2 separate regions of the Mus musculus genome follow, and region 1 is linked to region 2. Evidence: chromatin loops called from intact Hi-C (ENCODE). Cell type or tissue: left cerebral cortex. All regions are shown on one strand. Links, peaks and the distances in the headings refer to the core of each region. The heading gives the core; the rest is flanking DNA.

Region 1 (2,814 bases), core at 140-2,639, 64 kb after region 2:
TAATGTAATAAATAATATGCAAACCCAGCAAAAATTAAAATAAAAAGTATCTTTTATTAATGGCATAAGTATAGAACTCATCAACCCAAGGAACGTTAGCAAGACATTCCAGAAAGTAGTTGAGAGGCTGTGTACAGCAGACAAAAGCGGATGTCTTTATTTTAATGTATCCTAGTCTATAGCAAATTTTTTTTCATGCTGAATTTAGGAAGCATGACTCTGTACTTCCTGAGTTGCCACTCTTTAAACTGTTAAATGTCTTTGTATGGCTCTGTTAAAGCCAGGGTTACATAAACAAATGGCCATGGAGGTCTAGGCCTGGAAAATCTGGGTCTATTCTCGATGAGTAAAATGGTTAGGGAATCCTTATATCGTTTATTTTTATTTATAATTTTATGTGTGGGTATACAGTCTTAAGTGTGTGTATGAGTTTGCGTGTGTGTCTGATATTAAGATGATTACACAACTCTATTGTTCTTATTTTTTGGGAAAAAATGAACTGTGAACTGCCTTCTGTAGGACGTTTTGTTTTGTTTTGTTTTGTTTTGTTTTGTTTTGTTTTGTCTGTCCATTCTTTCAATGGAACTCTGGCTTTAAAGATCATAAAAACACTGAGGAGCCATTAATTCCGCATTGGATAGTTGTTGTTATTATTATATGCTATGTGTTATTTTTGCACAATGCTTATTAACTGAAAGCAGTCATGGTTCTTGGGTTAAAAAAAGAGATCTGCCTGCCTCTGCCTCCCAAGTGCTGGGACTAAGGATGAGTGCCACCAAGCCTGGCACTCCTTGTCCTTTCTGTAGCTTAGGATGGCCTCAGACTCACAGTATTCCTCATGCCTCACTCTCCCAGCTTCTGCAATTTCATATGTGCTCCACCATGCTTTGAGGATTTTACTTTTTTTTTTTTCTTTTTTGGTTTGTAGCCCTTGCTGTCCTGGAACTTACTCTTCAGACCAGGCTGGCCTCGAACTCAGAAATCCGCCTGCCTCCTAAGTGCTGGGATTAAAGGCGTGTGCCACCACTGCCCGGCAGGATTTTACTCTTTAATATCATTTTCTAATTGTAAATTATGTAATTGTACTAAAGAAAAGTGGAAAAACACTGAAAATTGATCTTATCTCAATAGTATTTTATCAAAACTAGCGGCAAAGAGGCATGCATTTATGTCAGCATGAAGAAGCATAAGATTATAAATATGTCTATCCTATAAGTACATTTTGTGGCTCTAGAAAGACCTCAAGCTAAGGTTTTTAGGAATTCTCTCTTGTCGTGTTAGGAATTAAATATAGGGCCTCCTACATGTTATAAAAAATGCTTGAAGTATGTCCCTCGTTCCAAGCAAAATTTAGTTTATTTATAGTTTAGTTTTATAAGAAATTTTTATTTATTATGTAGTATTTAAGTACGAAGCTCTCTTCATGATTAACATGTAGAAAAATTAAAAATAAATTAACCAAGGTATGAATTAAAATAAATATACCTCTACTTCACAACTTGAATGTATTTAGTGCATACAGCTTTCCCCATTTGGTCTCTGACTGAACAACAGCGCTTCCCTGCTGGCAGTGACTGCCACCTAGTGGCCATTTGGTATTATTTCATGAAACTTTGGTTGTCACAGTAGCAGGTCTGATAAATGGCATTAAGTGCATAATACAGAGATGCTTCTGAGCACTCCTCAGTGCACATGTAGACCCTCACTAATAAAGACTCCTCCAGGTCACTTCTGAGTGTGTTAAGAGATTTATTAACACTTGGAGAATAGAAATCAACCCCCATTTTATGAGTAGCTTCTCTTAAAATTCTGAAAACAGATTTTGCCAAACAGCAAATAATGATTTTAAAGATTACTATTGTCAAACATAATAATCAAGTGTAACCAATTTCATGTTAGCCTCAGATACCATCAGGCTATGGTTTGAAGTTAACTTGTGTCTGATGGTTAATTCCTTCTGTATGAACCTCTTCTGATCATGTATGGATTTTGTAATTCAGATTTTAAATACCTCACTGCTCAACTTACACCAATGGAATCGTTTTCTTCAAGCATACTAGTCTTAGTGCAAGACTAGAACACAATTTTGTAAAACAGGTGATTTTCTGCTTCTGCTATCTTTGTGTCAGGAGCTCCTTTTCAATATCAACTAAGAAGATGCCAAAAGCTCAAAACAATGTTTCTTTCTTGATATTTTCTGTCAGGTGACATTTCTTCTTGGTGTCATCTGCAAATTATTGTATTTTAATCAGCGAGAACATACACTCCTAGAAGCTGGACTTCTTGTTCATCATAACGTATGTTATTGCTGAGCATGGCAGTACACGCTTGTAAACCCACTATCTAGGAGGTTAAGGTAGGAGGGTCATTCTTTACTGCACAGTGAGCGCAAGGCTACAAGAGATTCCGTGTCACAAAAATAGGGATTAATATCTGTAACAAACATAGTTACAAAATGTACGATTTGCCCTAGAATATCAGTCTCCTCTCCCATGCCGCATCTAGTGGTCAGTCTTCCACTTCTAGGTAAATGTTATATTGTTTTTCCTTTATATATATGACAAATGTGGAACCTGTTTTGCTTATGTGTTTTTCTTTACATAACATGTCCTGAAGCTCCACCTAGTTTCCTGCAAATGATAGGATGCCATTTTTTTTATAGCTGAATAATACATTACTAATATATGTTAGTATATATAATTATAAATTATATATAAATATAAAAATATGTATAGCATTTTCATTATTGGTTCATCTGTTGGAAGGCAACTAGATTGTGCTCATAGTTTAGTTATTGTGAATAGTGCCACAAAT
Region 2 (2,814 bases), core at 188-2,687:
CTGGTCTTGATGGTTACTGGCACATATAGGCATAGACACATGTCGGTAAAATACTAAAACACACATACATTTTTTTTTACTCTTTGAGGAATTCAGAATATTTTTTAAAGGGCCCACAATTAGACAGTAGTTTTCCAGGGAATGCTGACCTTTGTAGGAGTCTTTCACAGCCTTTTTCCCCCCAACACCCTATCGTCGATGGCACACAGTTCTATTGCTACAATGAGGGCTTACGAATGTTCTCAAGTGGCCTTGTACTACCAACGGTACTACCCTTCCCCCATCTCTTCCTCCAACAACACACAAAATGAACTTTCAGTTCACTATATCTTTAATAACCTGGCATGAAAAAAAGAAAGAAAAATATTGTTCCTTTTACAGGCGAGGCCCATCAGTATAGACTCATTCACGTGGTGAGTGAGATAGGATTCCAAACAGCATGGGAAGGCTTCAAGGCTTACAGATTGACGCGTTTGGTTGCTGATAATAGGCCGAGGCATGAGCAGCGTAAAAGATTAACGAGCCCTCAGAGGACAGGACGCGGTTGCTGGGTCATGAGCACCTTGAAGCGTTTCTTGATGGTGATTCGGTGTCTTGAATATTTGTCATCTGGGGAGAACCGAGCAGGATGGGCGGAGCAAGTCTGTTGTCCCATAGGGTCAAATTTCTGCTCAAGGAAAAATAAAAAATATCTCAATATGAGTGGTGTGATAGAAAGAAACAAGAAAATGGGTGACCTGAGGCCAGGAGATCGCGTGGTCAGAAAAAGAAGCCACTGCCTATCTACCACGTTTTGGCTCCGACATGGCTCCACTCAGTGGGCTGCGCAGGCCGGTTCCAACTGTTCCTCCCATCTAAATTTCTCGTCCTTTTGATATATAGCTGTTTCCTCCTCCCCTTACCTTCAGCGTATAAACGCGATCGCCCTGCTCGTTGAGGTAATATTGGAGAAACATAACTGCCCTCAGCAAAAAGACACACGTACTACCGCCAGCCGCGTTTACTCCGAGTGCGCCGCTTCAATCGCGTGCGCCAACAACCTTCCAGATTGGACGGAAGTCTCTCCAAGGCATCCTGGGAAATGTAGTCCATTTCTCCAGTCATATCCATGTGACCAGAAGGGGGCATAGTAGAGCAAGTCTTGCTTGGCCTTGGGTTCCAGCTAGCAGCAACCTTGCAAAGTTATTAAGATCCATGGAACTGCCCACTGTGTGCCAGCCACTTGCCAGGGATTAGGAAGTAGGGATGGATGTGGGTTGAATGTTGATGCATCATTCACTGTTGATATCAGTCCTATCTTTAATTTCAAATTGCACACCCATTTCAGAGGCACCACTTTTCGAATTCCTGGAGAAACAAGGACTCAAGGATTCTCAACCTCCTATATCCTAGGGAAGAAGTTAAGATTTTTTTTTTTGAACCCTACTTTTTACATCCGGTTTCCCGCCCAATTTCAGAGTATTGGCGGCAAAGAGTGCATGATGGGTATTCGATATTATGCAAAGCGAACAGAACGGAAAGGTTTTCTTGTGAACCGGTGGATTTTGTTTTAGGGATCGAACCAAGATTCAAACTCGGGACCTGACCACAAGTTCAGCTCTTTCTTATATGGTGAGTAGCAGATAATAGCAAGTAAGGTACGCCTTCTCGGGGTATTTCCAGTTTTTAAAAGACTGAAAAGTCTCATAAGATTCTAGTTTAAGGTGGCGCACGCCTTTAATCCCAGCACTCGGGAGGCGGAGGCAGGAGGATTTCTGAGTTCGAGGCCAGCCTGGTCTACAGAGTGAGTTCCAGGACAGCCAGGGCTATACAGAGAAACCCTGTCTCAAAAAGAAAAAAAAAAAAAAAAAGAATTAAAAACTAAAACCAAGATATTGCAAAATGATCATTGCAGCACTACTTATAGTGGCAAAAATATAGTAGCATACTAAACTTGTAGCCAGAAAAATCGTAAAGTTTTTTTTTTTTTTTTTAAGTAGTGACTATAGACAGTTCGACTGCCGTTTTCATGAGATACATTAAAAAAACCCGGGAGCTTAACCCGTGCTTGTAACCCCAGAAGTCCAGAGGCTGAAACGGAAGGATTTCTAACATCCTAGGTCCAAGGCCTACCTGGACAGTATTCTAAACAGTGAAACCCTTTTTTAAACCGAGAAACAAACAAACAAAAGCGTGGTGGGTGGGTGGATGTGTTCGCGAGTGTTCGTGTTTTTGTGTGGGGGGGGTGTGGGGGGGCGTGGGTGTTCGAGATTTTGCGGGGGTGGGAATATACAACAAACAGTTAATATTGGTATCTTCTGGCATGGAGGTCTTGGTACAGGGAATGAAAGGGAAGAGTGTTTGCTGATGTAGGGTTTTTTTTTTTTTACATAGCCTGGATTTTTGTTCGTTTTGTCTAGGTTTTGATGTTATTGTTGTCGACTTTTAACACACACACACACACACACACACACACACAGACAGAATTTTAGTCCTTTTCACCCTCCCATCTCCCTTTCTTAACTCCCTTGGACTCCCCCTCAAAACTTTTCTTAATCTGACTTTTGAGTCATACTAAAATATTAATTTAAAATTTAAAAAGTAATTTAATGAAAAAACTTTATGGTAATTTTAAGGCAGGGGTTGTGCACTCAAGGGGCTAAGGTCAGAGAGTCTTAGATTTCAGCCAAGACTACATAGCCAGATTGTCTCAAAAATCCAAAAGGAACTGGAGATGTGACTCAGTGGTTAAGAATGCTCGACTCTGTTACAGAGGACCCATCTTCAGGTGCCAGCACCAACTCATAACTGGTTCTAACTCCAGTTCTAGAGGCT

Evidence for each region. A loop is a pair of places that touch in the nucleus more often than their neighbours do. Peaks named below come from ENCODE experiments on the same cell type or tissue, not always from the same donor. Only the 100,000 strongest peaks of a DNase experiment are listed, where the experiment ranks them.
Region 1: a loop joins it to region 2, with 5 times the contacts of the local background. A loop is called at or near these places in 6 of 42 quality-filtered maps.

The regions. Positions count from the first base shown.
Region 1 is chr2:112,195,838-112,198,651 of GRCm38, reverse strand. No RefSeq gene overlaps it. Among named protein-coding and RNA genes, the nearest start is that of Olfr1318, 41 kb to the right of the region's middle. In left cerebral cortex, for the core only: a CTCF peak has its summit at 1,577 (motif pointing left); DNase peaks (open chromatin) are centred at 1,112 and 1,582.
Region 2 is chr2:112,260,166-112,262,979 of GRCm38, reverse strand. Nop10 (NOP10 ribonucleoprotein) reads right to left here and starts at 1,054. Exons shown (of 2, transcript NM_025403.4): 1 at 903-1,054; 2 at 82-667. The coding sequence starts at 956. The coding sequence ends at 527. In left cerebral cortex, for the core only: a CTCF peak has its summit at 1,124 (motif pointing right); DNase peaks (open chromatin) are centred at 196, 611 and 1,072; H3K4me3 peaks cover 944 bases; H3K27ac peaks cover 842 bases.